Regions from separate parts of the Homo sapiens genome. Here region 1 is linked to region 2. Evidence: chromatin contacts called from ENCODE Hi-C or POLR2A ChIA-PET data. All regions are on one chromosome and are shown on one strand. Each heading gives the region's core, a stretch centred on a gene start or an enhancer-like site at or near the end of the contact. The rest is flanking DNA. Distances are from core to core; before and after follow the strand shown. Region 1 overlaps ETV6 (ETS variant transcription factor 6). Region 2 has its middle 32 kb from the start of LINC01252.

Region 1 (3,762 bases), core at 852-3,351, 180 kb after region 2:
TTTTTGGTCATTGTACCCTACCTGCCAGCTCACAGGAGCCTGTGTTTCTCCTTAGGAGCCACTCTGAGGTCAACCGTGTTTAAGATCATAAAGCCACTCTAGAGAATCTCTGTGGCATTGTTGTGTGGAAGAAGAAATAATGATCACTACTATTATTATATATATGTGTGTGTGTGTGTGTGTGTGTGTGTGTGTATATAAAAGTATATGTGTGTGTGTGTATATATGTATATATGTGTGTATATGTATATGCTTCATATATATTATCCTGAATAATAACAAACTCTGCACAGTAGATATTATACCTGAGGCTCAGGTAAACCACTTGCCCGAGGTCACCCAGAGAAAGTGGAGGAGCCCCAATTTGAATCCGTATCTAATTCCAAAACCCAGACTTTTATTTTCCACTTCACCCTATTACTCTTTAAAAGTCTGAGGAGCAAATGAAAGTTGTTTCATTCTATCTATTGGTTAGAAGGAGAATATCCAAGCTAACAGGCTGATTTTTTTTTCCAATTTTTAAGCATAATATAAATTACTGACAAGAGGGCCCAGATGGATAAAATCAGAGCTATAAACCAAATTATCTTTTGAACTTGAAGGAAGATAAATTTCCATATCCAATCCTGTATGCACACTGTTATCTGCCAGATAGTCTCAGGTATGTGTGTAAATTCTGGAGTGTTAGAAACAAAACTAAATGAAGTAAAAAGAGGTTCCTTGTCTATTATTTTCCATCTTTTTTAAAGAGATGATCTACCTCACAGATGGTTATTAAACAGTAAGAAAGATGCTGTGATTGAATGAAGATTGTGTTACTGAGTTTACACCTTAAAACACTGAACTTCCTGATAATTTGTGTTAAGCCAACACGCTTCAGAAAAATTGCCTGACGTTTGGTGCCTTAGTTTACCCACATGGCATGTGTGCCAGAACACGCTACAACAGGGTAAGAGGGCAGAGAACATGCTCTTGTAGGGGTCAGTTCCTTGAGCTCTGGTTCTACGTGGCTGATTACTTGGGTCATCCCAGCAGTTCATTCCATCTCTCAGGACTGTGGTTTCCACATCTGCAAAGTGAAATGGCCTGAGTATATGATTCCTAAGTTCTCCCCAACTCAATCGTCGCATTGTTCTCTTATTCCAGAAGAGAAACACAAGGGGTATCAGCAGTGGAACATTATCTGTAAATGCCAGATTTCATGATCATTCACTTGATTTTTAGGACTCAACATCAAATTTTAGTGCAGATGGTGGTACTTTCATGACACAGGAAATTGTCCTTCGTTTTACCTGTGATTGTTTTGGGAGGAAGCCCTCCTGCAAGGAAATAGGGAAATCCAACACCCAGCTCTGTTGAGCATTTCCCTATGGTTCCTGTGATTGAAATCGGGTTAATGCTTTTGTGGGATGAGAACTGGTGCCAGCTCCTAGGCCTTGCAGGGCTTCTAAAGACTGTCCCTGCCACTCTTGCCTTATGCTGGTTCCCAGGACCTTACAGCCAGATCACAGGCCTGCTCCCCTGTTCTCATAGCCCCCTTTCTGGCCTGAGAATTGTCTGTGGCTTGGCCCTTTGCCCCATGCAACATGCACAGGTGTGGCTTCTGCTAACTATCTACTTGACCCCAACTGTGTGATTAGCGGCAATCCCCTCTGCAACTCAAGGCGTGTTTGCCTTTCCTGTAACCTGTAAAAAATTTCAGTCTGCGTTTTTCTCCCTCTGGAGATGGTATCCACTGGGTTTTAGGCTTTACAGAGCCAGCTGATCTGCGTGGATGGGCCACACTATCCTCCCTTAGCCGGCTCCGTAGCACATGCACAATTAATACTGCATTAATTAATTATGGGAGAAAAAAAGCACAGTTGGCAAGGGAATGAAGGCTTTCAGCTTCTAAAGTGAAGGCTTTGATGCTGAGCTTGAAAGTACATTTCCATCCGCCTCAGCCAGCAGAGAGAATCTGTGACACTTATACCATCCCCTGGGCATGAAAACTCACACCCAAGGAAAGTATTTCTAAATAGAGGCCCTCAACTAGTTGCTGGAATCATCTACTCATTGCCATGGGCTGTGAAAAGGGGGTGTAAGATTAGGGAGAAAAGACTCGCCCAAAGCAGCAGTGATTCGTGACCAAAGCTGATGAGGGGTTTTATTTTTTCTCCTTAAGTAGCTCTTAAGTCACCAACATCAGGAACTCTTTGTAGAGAAACAAATATGAGTAAGTGATTTGGTGCCAGCCCTCTTGAGGACATAAAATGACTCTTTCTCCTTCCTCCTCCTCCTCGCATGCCTTGCTTCAGGAAGGAACCCTAAGGTGGTGCAGGTTCCCAAACCTGTTATTCGGATGGGTTGGAAGGTTCATCTCTGTTAGGCATGGTTTCCCACTAGATATGAACAAAGTCGGGGAGAAAATGCTTTCCTTTTTCATTCTGATTCCTTCACGCCATTGTTCTTGAACTCCTCAGCTCCCACACTGACTCCTTTCACTTCTCCTATGAGGTGGTAGTGAAGCCACCTCACAAAGTCCCCTCTCTGAACAGACGCAGTTCTCGTTCCCCTATTTACAACTCTGTCAAGCATTTTTCGTGGGGGCTCTTGCTGACCTTAAAATTTGGCCGTGATTCAAATATTCATCCAGGTATCTGGGGTTTTATTAAAGGTCTTTTAGGAACACAAAAGTAGGAATTCCCTGAGAGAGGTTTTCTTCACTTGAGACTCATGGGTTATAAATGAAACTACTGGAATGCCCTGACCAAGTGCTGAGAGGAGCTTCAGAGACCCACAAAAACCTAAAAAGATGTGAAATTTGTCTCTGATCAAATAGATTTTGGACCTTATGAAAGAAAATAAGCTTTTCTTTTGATTCTTAGAGAAAAATTTTTGCTTCAGATGAATCCAAGTGTGTGTGCACGCACGTGCTTTCGTTGGGATCGTCTTATAGCTGTTATTCCAGATACCTGCTTCACAAAGCTTCTGTGATTATTCCTACTACTGTGACGATTCCTGCCACCCCAGTGATCGGGGAAAAGAACTTGAAATACAACTGGGTATTGTAGCATTGGCACTGTGCAGACGCTGTGTAGCTCTCTCATGTCTGGTACTTCTTTGTTTGCTAAAGGAGTATTGAGATTCAGAAAGTGGCTGCCTTCTAAACCTTTATTGTTCAGATAGCATTACTTTGGACCCAGGACAGAGGGCTTATAGTTGACTGTGAACGGGGTGAATGTTATACTTAAGCAGGGAATGTGGTCACCCAGTTGCAATGATTTAGAGTGCTTTGAACATAAATATCTCCCACGATGAATGACCAGGGTGCCTGAAATTCCATTGTTGAGACATTCCTTTTGGATCAGGCATTATTTCCACATAGCTCCACTTTTAAAAGTAAATCATTATGGCAGGAGATAGTTATGGAGAGAGATAATTAATACCTCAAGTCCCTAATATCTTAATGAAAATTAGCTTATCAGATCTCCTGAATTTTTTGAAGTGGAAGGACCGTGGCCAGCACGGAGTGGGTAGAGTTGGAAATAAGCACTATAATTTGCTTAGGGCTGGCCTTCTCTGTGGATAAGACAGATGGAAAACTAGATGGAAAATCCAGGCCTCCTGATTTAGACAAAACATTGTGAGCCTGGAGCTCTGAGGCCAGGATGAGCAGTCTGCTACTTACTGTGCGTGGCCATTGCTCTCAAGACATTGCCATCATCAGTCTTGGCCAAAGAAGGTCAGGTCTCCTCTAGTACACTGGCGATTTGAGAATGT
Region 2 (3,545 bases), core at 817-3,316:
GCTACTCAGGAGGCTGACTAGGATGACTTGAGCCCAGGAGGTTGAGGTTGCAGTGAGCCATGATTGAACCACTGCACTCCAGACTGGGTGACAGAGCGAGAACCTGTCTCTAAAAAATAAATAAAAATGAATCTCATTTTGAATAATCAGACTTTCACTTCTCTCTTTTCATCTCTTAACTCTGCACCTCTGATTAAAGTGATGAAATTGAGTAAAATGAGAAGAAAAAGGGAGCTTCTTAAAATAAGCCACATTGTGGAATAAACTCAAGAATTAAGATCTGATCTTGCTAGGTTTTGAGTCTTAATTTTCAAGGACCACTTTCAGTTGTGGTTGTGGGAGTTGATCCCCTTTTCTCAACTAATGCCCGTTAACCTGGAAATTTCTCTATTCCTTCATTCTCTTCTGTCCCCACCCCGAAACCACACCCCACATCTCTTTCTATTCCCCATACCATGCACATTCACATGCCCAGAACTTCTTATCTTCTTGTCTTTACCCTAATTTCTTTTTCTTTCTTTCTTTTTTTTTCGAGAAAGAGTCTCACTCTGTAGCCCAGGCTGGAGTATGCAGTGGCTGATCTCAGCTCACTGCAACCTCCACCTCCTAGGTTCAAGCGATTCTCCCACCTCAGCCTCCAGAGTAGCTGGGACTACAGGCGTGTGCTACCACGCCCGGCTACTTTTTGTATTTTTAGTAGAAACTGAGTTTCACCATGTTGGCCAAGCTGGTCTCAAACTCCTGACCTCAAGTGATCTGCTCACCTCGGGCTCCAAAAGTGCTGGCATTACAGGTATGAGCCACCGCGCCCAGCCTTTCCCCTAATTTCTTATTATCCCCTACCTCTAGGCTTCCCCATTCCCCTTTCTCAAGATCTTCTTTTATCCTCAAGACCACATGAGACATCATAACTTCATTGTGAGAGGCATTAATCTACTGGATGGAGCACATGTGGGGAGTATCTGGGGTCTATACCAATTTCCATAGTAACCTTTTTCAGGGAAATCACTTCATCCTTAAAAAATGGGATAAAGGAAAGAAATAAGGCTAACCACCCTGGGCTACATCCAAGAACAGTGCAGAGATATGGAGGGTTCCAGGCTGTGTGAAAGACGGTTCATAACTGCTACTAATTGTAGCTAGGAAAGAGAGGAAAGGAGAACACGAATTAGAGCCTGAGAATGGAGAGAGAGCTGAAGGAGTTGATGGCATGATTTGTCAAGCTAAAGGAAGAAAGAAAATGAGTCAAGAAACAGAAGGTCACAGAAGAAATTCAGCAATTAATTTGTTTAATACTGTGCCATTCCACCCTTCTTCTCCCAGTTCAGTGCACAATCCCTGAGCTCAGGATATGCCCTTGAAGTTTCAAAGTCAGGAAGGATAAGCTGGGGTTTCTGAAGAGGAGAGTTTTGGGGGCGGGGGCCTACTAGATATAAAGAAATATGTGTGCCTACTTTAGTACATTTTCCATTACATGATTTGAGTGAGGGTAAAAAGCATAAAATTAAGCATTTCATTTTTAAAATGTGTATTCAATATTCCAAGAGTTATTCTTATCAACTTAAATCCAGAATAATTTTTCATGTGATGACAAGCAATGGGACATGGTGATGTCTATGATTTTGTGTCCGAGCAAGTATTGTACACTTGATTAATCTTTTCTGGATAAAACATTAGCAATTCTTGGGAAACCAAAGCTTGAAGCAGAGCAGAATGAGGCGTGACACTGAGTAAGTGGTGAACTTGGTGTCATTGAGCTCCTTTTTAGGGATTAAACCATCTCAGAATGCATTTGACTCACTTCAGGAAGTAATGCTGCAAAGCAAATGACCTACTTCATACTTAATCCCCAATGCTGCAACTTTGTGCAGCATTTTGAAGAAGCCCAGAGGACCTGATCCTAGACCACCCATGAGGAAGTAGTAAACCCCCAACACCCACAACACTGCCCCCACATGCAGAAGTGAGAACAGATTCAAAATTGTGTGGAAGTGCTTGCTGCGAGGGCTTTTGGCCTCTGCCTGCCCATGTTAAGCAACTTGGGCACACACCTCCAGTGTCTTGGCAAGAATCTCCAACTCCCACAAGAATGGGAAGAAAGCCAAAGAAGGCCAAAGAAGGCCAAAACTTTCTCCAAACAAGCTCAGTAGCAAAACTCTGTGGGAGAGAGAGAAGTAAGGCAATTGCCCTAGGCATATTGGGCAGATGAGTCAGCACCCAGCAAGAGAGGAGCCTGTAATTCTGGAGAAGTTAGGGCTGGTACCACCATGGAATTAGGTGGAGAGGAAGAGAGAATGTGTACTCATCAAGAAAAATGGATAGTCCAGCATGCAGACATGGAAATGCCCTCTTCACCGTCCTTCCTTTCCTAAGAAATTCTGGGTTCTAGGCCAGGTGCAGTGGCTCACACCTGCAATCTCAGCACTCTGAGGCCAAGGCATGTGGGACACTTGAGGTCAGGAGTTCAAGACCAGGCTGGGCAACATGGCAAGACCCCATCTCTACAAAAAAATTAAAAAATTAGCCAGGCGAGGTAGTGCACACCTGTAGTCCCAGCTGCTAGGAAGACTGAGGTGGGAAGATGACTTGAGCCCAGGAGTTTGAGGCTGCAGTGAGCTATGATCGTGCTATTGCACTCCAGCCTGGGCAGCAGAGTGATACCGTCTCTAAAATAAAATAAAATAAAATAAAATAAAATAAAATAAAATAAATTCTGGGTTCTCTGTCCACACCTGTAGTTAAACTCACTGAGAAGGAAAATACCAAGCATTGCACCAAAGTCTAAGAAATCACCACTAAAGAACTTACCCCTGTAATCAAAAACCATATAGACCCCTAAAAACTATGGATATAAAATTTTATAAAAGAAAAGAAAAAGAAAATGCCCAGCAGGTGGCAGCACTAGACAACTGAAGTAAAACAAGGCTGCAAGGCAACACGAAAGTTCATCTTGGAGACTTTGCGCTGTAACTTTCCTTGGTGGGATTTTATTTAGCTATCAGTGAATATCTCATAAGAAGGAATTTGTATCCCAGCACCTACCACAGTGCCTGACACATGCTGGGTATATGTGTTGACTGAATGCAGGCAGGCTGGCAGGCAGGAAGGAAGGAAGGAAGGAATTTTGACAACTCACCTAAACTAGAAAAATGTCATCATTTGAAATGGCCATATTCTCTTCTTATCCCATCATTACTATTGTCATTTTAATTAGTTTTAGTAATATTAATAAAGCATCCTACTAGATTAATTTTCTCTACTCACCCTTTTGACAACCTACATCCTTATTCTCTACTGAATTAAATTTTTCTCATCGCTTTTGGAGACTTTTATTAAATCTCAGGGTTAAAAAAAAAAAACTCAAGATTAGAAACACCACAGCTAGAATTCCAGTTTTAAAAGAAATTATTTGTCTTTGAATGTTGGTGTTTATAAGGAAGGCATTTATGAGTAGACTATCGTTCTTTGATTAGTTGTATTTTTTTTAACCAATGACTTGTTTGCAGACTGTGCTTAAGTTTTATTATTATTTAAAAAAAATTTGT

What was found. A loop is a pair of places that touch in the nucleus more often than their neighbours do. ChIA-PET counts read pairs that join two places held with the same protein, here RNA polymerase II (POLR2A). Pooled maps may share reads with other maps.
Region 1: a loop to region 2 is called in a map of GM12878, with 2.3 times the contacts of the local background. The contact joins two enhancer-like sites. A Hi-C loop is called at or near these places in 4 of 168 maps with a recorded cell type or tissue (GM12878 and endothelial cell of umbilical vein), 33 of 37 single-sample maps with no recorded cell type and 20 of 50 pooled maps. POLR2A ChIA-PET finds 5 or more read pairs at or near these places in 3 of 52 experiments (GM12878, Panc1 and activated naive CD4-positive, alpha-beta T cell).

Annotation. Positions count from the first base shown.
Region 1 is chr12:11,760,715-11,764,476 of GRCh38, forward strand. All of the region lies in intron 2 of ETV6 (ETS variant transcription factor 6), which reads left to right. Among named protein-coding and RNA genes, the nearest start is that of ETV6, 110 kb to the left of the region's middle. RefSeq lists enhancers at 1,393-1,562, 1,573-1,692, 2,193-2,242, 2,573-2,782. Within about 2 kb of position 2,102, at least 10 of the 41 ENCODE cell types and tissues checked have a DNase peak (open chromatin) inside an H3K27ac peak, as active enhancers do; they include GM12878, where a contact is called at or near this core.
Region 2 is chr12:11,578,470-11,582,014 of GRCh38, forward strand. No RefSeq gene overlaps it. Among named protein-coding and RNA genes, the nearest start is that of LINC01252, 32 kb to the left of the region's middle. RefSeq lists an enhancer at 400-599. Within about 2 kb of position 2,067, at least 11 of the 41 ENCODE cell types and tissues checked have a DNase peak (open chromatin) inside an H3K27ac peak, as active enhancers do; they include GM12878, where a contact is called at or near this core.